Linked DNA regions of Homo sapiens: all the other regions are linked to region 2. Evidence: chromatin contacts called from ENCODE Hi-C or POLR2A ChIA-PET data. All regions are on one chromosome and are shown on one strand. Each heading gives the region's core, a stretch centred on a gene start or an enhancer-like site at or near the end of the contact. The rest is flanking DNA. Distances are from core to core; before and after follow the strand shown. Region 1 overlaps RASA1 (RAS p21 protein activator 1). Region 2 overlaps RASA1 (RAS p21 protein activator 1). Region 3 overlaps RASA1 (RAS p21 protein activator 1).

Region 1 (2,712 bases), core at 130-2,629, 39 kb after region 2:
TAGAAAAACTGTAAAAGTTGACATTTATGTGGAAATATGTCTTCACAATATGCTAGTGAAGAAATCAAATGCAGACAGGTCATATAACAATTTGTGACACGTAGCTGAAGTTATGCTTGAAGGGAAATCTGTAACCTTAAATGCTTATATTAAAAAAGAAGACTGAGAAGAATTATTTAAGTATCTACCTCAAGAAATTAGAAAAGACAAAAAGTTAAACCTGAAAAGACAGAAAAAAAAAATAGGACACAATTAATGAAATCAAAAGCAAAGGTACAACGTAAGACTTCAGGAAAAAAAATGAAAAATTAGTTCTTGGAAAGATTAACAAAATTGATAGACTGGAAGAAGACTGAACAAATGAAAAAGGTCACAAAGTATCAATTTCACTAGTGAAAAAGAGACAGGTCCTACTGAAGAACAATTAGTCGTGCTATTATACATTGAGAATTAATGTAAAGATAGACAAGTAGACTAATGGGACAGAAGTGAGATGTAACAAACTCACACATGTATGAAAAATATGAGCTCTTTACTTGACGGAAATGGGTCAACTAGATATGGACATTGTTTTTAAATGAATCTTGACCTCTTCCTTGCTCCATTCACAAAAATCAATTCCATATGTACGTCTAAAAGAAAAAGACAATAAAGCATCTAGAAAAAAACACAGGCAAATACGTTCATCTCCTTCGAGCATGCAAAGATTTCTTAAACATGACTCCAAAAACCTCAACCTGTTTATGATTCAATGTTATTATATAAAGCTGAAAAAGTCAGAAATAATCTGGGATGTGAGAAGTTAGAATTCTGTTTATTCGGGAAGAGGTGGTGTGCGTATTAGGCAGAAAGCAGGCCCAAAAAGATATCTAGGATGCTGATAATATTCTGGGGTTCTTTAAGTATGGATTACACAGGTACATCCACTTGTTAAAACTCATTGCGTTGAACACTTAGAATACTATGCTTTAGTATAGTATACTATACTATACAGTATAGTATACTATAGTATATAGAATACTATGCTTTATGTGTGTTACACTTCGACCACAAAGAGAGAAAAAACTGATAAAATTAACTTCTGTTAAAAAAACAACAGTGCGAAATTGAAGATTTCTATAAGATATATACTCATCAAAAGACTCATAGCCAAGACAGAGAATAACCAGAAATAAATACAAAAAAAGAAAAACCAATAGAAAACTGGACAGAAGACTTGAAGACTTGAACTATAACCTCTTCATGAAAGAGGTTATAGAAATGACCAATGAACATATGAAAAAATACACACTTCCATTAGTCATCACATCAAGAAAATAAAAATTAAAACCACAAGAGCTATTACACCACCAACCCACCTACATCACTACAATGAAAAGGGTAAACAATACTAAATGTTCACAAGAATGTAGAGCAACTGAAATTCTCACATGTTGCTACTCAGAATTTAAATGGGTACAAACACTTTGCAAAACTATTCAGCAATACCTACCAAGCTTATTATATGAACATCCTATGACCCAGCAATTCTAATCCTAGGTGTATAACATAAATGTCTATACATGTTCATTAAAAGTCATTATCAGAAAATTCATAGCAATGCTATCTGTAATAGTCAAACTAGACACACCCTAAATGTCATGTCCATCACTAGTAGAAAAGGATAATACACTGTTGGTATAGTCACAATGTAACACAAGCAATGGAGATGAGTGAAATAGTGTCACATGCAACAACATGAATAAATCTCATAAACATAACAAAGTAACACACAAAAGAATAGATAGTAAAGGTTGAGTATCCCTAATCTGAAAATTGAAATCCAAAATGCTCCAAAATCTGAAACTTTGAGGACCACCATGACACACAAAGGAAATGCTCATTGGAATATCTGGATTTCAGATTAAGGATGCTCAACTGGTATAATGCAAATAAAGCCCCCCAAAAATACGAAATCTGAAACACTTCTGGTCCTAAGCATTAAGGGAAACTCAACCTGTATGTGATTCAATTTTATTATATAAAACTCAAAAAGTCAGAAATAATCTAGGATACAAGAAGTTAGAATTTTGTTTTTCAGGAAGAGGTGGTGTGTGTATTAGGCAGAAAGTAGGCACAAAAAGACATCTAAGATGCTGATAATATTCTGGGGTTCTTTAAGTATGGATTACACAGGTACACCCACTTGTTAAAATTCATTGTGCTGAACACTGAAGATACTATGCTTTATATGTGTTATACTTCAAGAAAAAGTATACCCAAGGGAAAAAAAGTAATTCTAAATACAGAAAAACTCTATACTAAAACTTTCATTTCAACACTAAAGGGAGCATGCTTTAAAATTAGTATGTGCATATATATTATATGTAATTATACATATACATAAATAAAACATTAGACAGTCAAAATTATATCTACACTAAACACTTTATAACAATGTGTTGTCCAGCTGTTACCCTCTCCCTCATCTGTTATATTGTCTTGGACTTAATCTCCCTTAACCCCCCAATACTGCCAAATGTTTGTAGAGGCCACAACAGTGGTAACTTGAAAATTCACTTATGTCCCATTCAGCAGCCTAAGACTAAGTGGTTGGTACTAACAGCTGAGTCAATGGGTGACTCACAGCCAGGACCTAACCCTGCCTCATCTTTTCTGCCTTTCCGTGACTAATGCCTCATGCCCACTAAGGTCAGAGACAGGACAGAAATT
Region 2 (2,916 bases), core at 133-2,632:
ATTGCACTCCAGCCTGGGCAACAGAGCAAGACTCTGTCTCAAAAAAAAAAAAAAAGAAAAAATAACAAAAAAGAATTTGAAACTCCTGATATAGGTAGAGAGGAGACTTCAAACTAATACAAACAGCAGGGTACAGTCTCACTAATGGAATCTATTTTGTAGCTACAAGAAACAATAAAAATGAACTCAGAATATATCTTACATATTCCACTTACAGAAGGGTGAAGCATTAAACAAGGTGACTGCAAATGGAGTAGTCAGTTGAATGTTTTTATATTCTAATGGTTAGAAAACAGAAAAAGCAAACACTTGAGGCAAGCCTCAAGTTCCATCCCTAAATGCTGAAAGATAAGAAAAAATGTTGTACTGAAAAGATATTAGGAGATGAATAGTCTATTAAAATGTGAGTAAGAGAGAATTGGGATTAATGGTTCAGATCTTCAAAAGAAAACTTACATATACATAAAATCAGTCTGAAGATTATGAAAAAAAAAGACCTTGCTGAATCTTATTAAAATTGTGAAGAACCGTTATTTTGGGGGGATAAAAGATGTGGCTATAAAACAAGAAATACTATGAATAACCAAGAAATACTATGAATAATTTTAAAATGTGCCAAATTGTGACATTCATAATGTTATAAATGTAGTGTTTATTCAAAGTCTTCAGTGTGGTGATAAAAAGAGTTATATTTAGTTATCAGCTACCTTTTATTTAAAAACAAGACTTTATCACTAGATCCTTAAGAAAATATTTAGAAATCAGTTCCCTAAGCCAAATTTAAAAGTTAAGTCAGTCCAAAACCTTAAAAAACAATTTTTTTGGCCAAAGTTTTCCAATTAGTAAATTTACAATATAGATTTTTTTTTTCATTTTAATAATTAACACAAACTCACATTTTTCCTTCATGTGGATCTTCTTCCCGGCCCTAAAGGGAAGACATTAAGACAGTATTTTATATAATTAACTATTAATCAATTTTTATTAAAATTCATGAAAATCGTATCTGCAAACATATCCCCACACTATCCTTATTTATGTTTATATAAAAAAAGATGTTTCTGTTCAGTAAATATCTTTCCAAACCTCTCTTAATCTTTTCTTGTTGCCATTACCCTAACTCAGGCCCTCTTATCGACTTTTCTTAAACAACAGCCCAACTAATATAATTATGTCCTACTCCACCACTCTAATCTGGATACATCAGTTTCAACAGCAGCTGTGCCCTACATTAAGAAAAACCAAACAAAAAAAAAACACCTCTCTACTGCCTACAAATTTCTCATTCTGCAACTGAAGTCGTTTACCACAGGACTCAAGTCTACATTTCCTGTCTCATACTACCAATTGTTTTTTGGTTCCTATACCATGGTCACACATAACTTCCTATTTGCCAATCTCCCACCACTGTAGCTTGTACTTTTTGTTCTTAGAATGTACTTTCCACTTTTTGCTTTCTACTTGTTAGATAAATACCTAACCAATCTGGGAAGGAACTATCTCAAATGCTACCTCTTCAGTAAGACATTCTGAGCCCGTAAAAAGTGAACATCAACTTCTACTTTCAATATAAAAGACATCCCCCTTTTACTATGTTTTGAACTTTATTTTATTCTATATTCCTCTGATTTAAGATACAATAGTGTTACTCATTCCACTATTATGGAGAAAAATGGTCTAACTACATGTGGATTTACTTCTCACAATTTGGTCCTCACTCATTAAATACCTAATCAAACTAAAATCAAACACTCACTGAATGTTACTATATCCAAGGGAGTAGGCTTAAAAAAAAAAACTATAAAAATGAATAGCATTATCATTGTGTCACTGCCCAAAAGGAGTTAATCTCTTGTAGAAGAGTTTTACACAATTATTAATTTTAGACAGTGTAACAGAATGCAGAATTAGCAAGGTGCTATGGAAATACAGAAGGAAACAATTTTGCCTAAGAGACTCCAGAAAGGCATAAATCCTCTGTGAAACAGGGATGACATATGAACTGAGCTCATAAAGATGAATCAAATTTTACAAGGCAATCTATCAGGGCAAGAATGTCAAGGAAGAGGGAAAACTATAAACATAGAAACATTCATTTACTCAACAAACATTTTCTGAATGCCTACTAATGCCAGACACTATTCTAGGCAATGGTAATACATCAGTGAATCAGAGACAAAAATCCCTCCCCTCAGAGAGCATACATTCTAGAGTTAATACATGAAAGTATAAATGTGTTTGGGGAACTGTAATTAGAATTTTAGAAGGAGAAATTCCTTAAATCTAACCACTAACTGAATGCCCGAAACATCTTCACAGACTAGACAATGTCCAAATGGTTTTTCAATCTACAAAGAATTCACTACCCTCTAATAAAGCCCATCATGAAAGTTATTCTACATATTGGAGTGAAAATTGTTTATAAATGACGTGGAATTACTCCACTATTAATTTATAATGTTACTATATTCATTTTTAGCAACCACATCACATTATTCACTCATACTGAGTTGCTAACTTTTTCCTTGATCCCTTGTACTGATGTGAGGTCATGTCTCCTTATTCTGGTTTGGGTTGTTATTATTATTTTTCTGTATACATTGAGTAATTTTCACTTTTCTTTAAAGGTTATCTTGTTAAATTTGATCCAGAATTCCAAGAGCTCAAGAAAAGTTCAACTATAGTGCAATTTCTTGAAGTAATCAGGATGGAGAAGATGGTGGTACAGCAAGGAGAGGGAAACCCAAACTAAAAGTTGTAACTAACAAATTTTATAGGAAAACTATCATAGTAAGATGCTTCAGTACGAATACTGTTTGCCTATATGGAGTAAATATCTCTTTTACTGTAGAATACAGAATACTAATCTAGGAATTAGGAGTCCTAATCCTAGCTCTTTCACTAAATAACTATATG
Region 3 (2,898 bases), core at 187-2,686, 58 kb after region 2:
TCCATAAATACTGAACTACCCAAAATAAACACTGTATTAAGTCCCTTAAGATGGCTATAACACCCTAATTCCTCCTCAAAGAACTTCATTCTCCTACTGAAACAATTTTTCTGAAGCATCCAGGAAGAAAAACAGAAGTGGGAATGTAGCATAGTAGTTAAATAGACTTAGGGGTCAAAAGCTTGGGTTTGTATCACTTGGTAGGCTCTGTGACTTGGGAAAGTTACCTAAAACCCTCCACATCTCAATGTTCTCATATGTGAAAATGTTAGCTATAATTATATTTAGGGGGATAGGGATATATACAGATGTATTTTAGATATATATAATATACAAAAACTTAACAGTGATTATTACCTTTGGTAGTAAAAGTAAGGATTGGTTTTTCTTCATATTTTCTAATAGTCTCCAAATTTTCTATAGTAAACATATATTAATCATATTTAGGGGAAAAGTGATTATTTAAAAATTATCTAGAAGCCAAAATGCCCAACATACAATCAAAACTCACCCATCATACCAAGAACCAAGAAAGTCACAACTTGGATGAGAAAAAGAAAATAAACATGTTAATGTTGATGTGTATTAGATGTTGGAAAGGTTTTTAATTTTCAATCAGCTATCATTAAAAACACTTCAACAATCAATTACAAATTCTTTTAAAACAGATTTAAAAAATAGAAAATTTCAGCTAAGAAAAAGGTTGTAAAACCAACCAAATGATGATAAAACAAGCTACAATAACAACCAAAAAAAAAAAAAACACAAAAAAAAAACAAAACTTACTAGATAGGTGAGGAAATGTTGATCAAAGGAGATAAATTTCAGTTAAGAGGAATAAGTTCAAGAGATCTATGGTACAAACATGGTGTCCATAGTTTATAATAATAATTTACTGCATACTTTAAATTGCTACGATTGTGTTTTCAGCACACACAAAAAAAATGCTGAGTACGTAAGGTAACGCAGGTTAATTAGCTCAGTTTAGTCATTCCACAATGTATACATATATCAAAATATCTGTTGTACACAACACACATACACAATTTTTGTCAATTTAAAAATTATTTTTTTCAACTTAATGGGCTCAATAGCAGATGACAGAAGACAGAATCTGTGAACTTGAGGACCAACAGATCAATAGAATTTACCCCATCTGAACAACAGGAAGAAAAATGACTAAAAAGAAGTTAAAAGTCTTGAGGATCTGTAAGACAGTAACGTAAGATCTAACTCCGTATCACTGGAGTCCCAAAGAAAAGAGCATGGAATTGAAAGGGTATTCAAAAATAATGGCTGAAAACATCCGTATTTGGAGAAAAACATAAACCTACAGATCCAGGAAGTGATCAAATCTCAAACAGGTAAACCCACAGAAACCCTGACATATCACTAAACTTCTGAAAACAAAGATAAAGATTTTGAAAGCAATTACAGAGAAAAGACACATTACCTTATAGGGGAACACCAATTCAAGTGGCAAGAGATTTATCATCTGAAACCACAAAGGACAGAAGAAAAGTGGCACAAAATTTTTCAACTTCTGAAAGAAAAGAATTGTCAACCATAAATCTTATTTGTGGTGAAACTATCTTTCAGGAATAATGGTGAAATAATGACATTTACAGGCAAAAGGAAAACGAATAAATTGTTACTAGCAGACATACCTTTAAAGAATAAGGAAATTCTTCAATAAAAGAAGGAATCTTGAAACACCAAGAAAGAAGAAAAAACAATAAGAAAAGCAGAAATGTAGATAAAAACAACAGACTATCCTTCTACTCCAGAGGTTTTCAAATCATAGTTGATGACTGAAATAAAACTTATAGGCAACAAAAGAAAAAAACAAGTAAGCTGGAATTCATCAAAATTAAATTAAATGCATCAAAAGACACTATCAACAAAACTAAAAAGTAGCCTGTGGAATGGGCAAAAATATTTGCTAATCATATAGCTGATGGGGGATTAATATCAAGAACATATAAAGAACTCCTACGAAAACAAAAAAACTCAACTCGAAAATAGGCAATAGGCTGGGGGCGGTGGCTCACACCTGTAATCCCAGCACTTTGGGAGGCTGAGACTGGTGGATTACTTGAGGTCAGGAGTTCAAGACCATCCTGGCCAACATGGTGAAACCCCATCTCTACTAAAAACACAAAAATTTGCCGGGCGTGGTGGCATGCGCCTGTAATCCCAGCTAGCTGGGAGGTTGAAACAGGAGGATCGCTTAAACCCAGGAGGCGGAGGTTGCAGTGAGCCGAGATCGTGTCACTGCACTCCAGCCTGGGCAACAGAACAAGCCTCCGTCTCAAAAAAACAAAAACAAAAACAAAAATGGGCAACAGACATTTCTTCAAAAAAAAGATATATATATAAATGGCCAATAAGCACATGAAAAGATGCTCAACAGCACTAATCTTAGGAAAATGCAAATCAAAACCAGTTACTACTTCACACCCACTAGGATAGCTATTATTAAGAAAATAGAAAATAAAAAGTGTTGGCACTCGGGAAGCTGAGGCAGGATAATCACTTGAACTCAGGAGGCGGAGATTGCAGTAAGACGAGATTGCAGTGAGACGAGATTGCAGTGAGACGAGATCACGCCATTGCACTTCAGCCTGGGCAACAAGAGCGAAACTCCGTCTCAAAAAAAAAAAAAAAAGTGTTGGCAAGGATGCAGAGAAATTCTAACCCTTGTGCATTGCTGCTGGGACTATAAAATGGTGTGGTCACTGTGGAAAACAGTATGATGATTCCTTAAAAAATTAAAAACAGAATTACCATATGATTCAGCAATTCCATGCCTGGGTATATACCCAAAATGAAAGCAGGCACTGGAACAGATATTTATATACCATGTGCACACTGGGAACCATAGCCAAAAGATGCAAG

Evidence for each region. Hi-C counts contacts between places; a loop is a spot of excess contacts on that map. ChIA-PET counts read pairs that join two places held with the same protein, here RNA polymerase II (POLR2A). Pooled maps may share reads with other maps.
Region 1: a map of naive thymus-derived CD4-positive, alpha-beta T cell shows a loop between it and region 2 (2.3-fold over the local background). The contact joins two enhancer-like sites. A Hi-C loop is called at or near these places in 4 of 168 maps with a recorded cell type or tissue (B cell, Calu3 and naive thymus-derived CD4-positive, alpha-beta T cell), 7 of 37 single-sample maps with no recorded cell type and 13 of 50 pooled maps. POLR2A ChIA-PET finds 5 or more read pairs at or near these places in 4 of 52 experiments (GM12878, T-cell, activated CD8-positive, alpha-beta T cell and 1 more).
Region 3: a map of CD8-positive, alpha-beta T cell shows a loop between it and region 2 (2.4-fold over the local background). The contact joins two enhancer-like sites. A Hi-C loop is called at or near these places in 6 of 168 maps with a recorded cell type or tissue (CD4-positive, alpha-beta memory T cell, CD8-positive, alpha-beta T cell, mammary epithelial cell and 2 more) and 11 of 50 pooled maps. POLR2A ChIA-PET finds 5 or more read pairs at or near these places in 5 of 52 experiments (GM12878, RWPE1, T-cell and 2 more).

Annotation. Positions count from the first base shown.
Region 1 is chr5:87,300,883-87,303,594 of GRCh38, reverse strand. All of the region lies in intron 1 of RASA1 (RAS p21 protein activator 1), which reads right to left. The region is part of intron 1 of LOC124901022 (a long non-coding RNA gene); the gene reads right to left. Among named protein-coding and RNA genes, the nearest start is that of RASA1, 34 kb to the right of the region's middle. Within about 2 kb of position 1,379, at least 2 of the 41 ENCODE cell types and tissues checked have a DNase peak (open chromatin) inside an H3K27ac peak, as active enhancers do.
Region 2 is chr5:87,339,302-87,342,217 of GRCh38, reverse strand. RASA1 (RAS p21 protein activator 1) reads right to left here. Exons shown (of 25, transcript NM_002890.3): 6 at 897-928. It also overlaps a transcript of CCNH not described here. Among named protein-coding and RNA genes, the nearest start is that of CCNH, 72 kb to the left of the region's middle. Within about 2 kb of position 1,382, at least 4 of the 41 ENCODE cell types and tissues checked have a DNase peak (open chromatin) inside an H3K27ac peak, as active enhancers do; they include CD8-positive, alpha-beta T cell, where a contact is called at or near this core.
Region 3 is chr5:87,281,014-87,283,911 of GRCh38, reverse strand. The region is part of intron 1 of RASA1 (RAS p21 protein activator 1); the gene reads right to left. Among named protein-coding and RNA genes, the nearest start is that of RASA1, 15 kb to the right of the region's middle. Within about 2 kb of position 1,436, at least 3 of the 41 ENCODE cell types and tissues checked have a DNase peak (open chromatin) inside an H3K27ac peak, as active enhancers do; they include CD8-positive, alpha-beta T cell, where a contact is called at or near this core.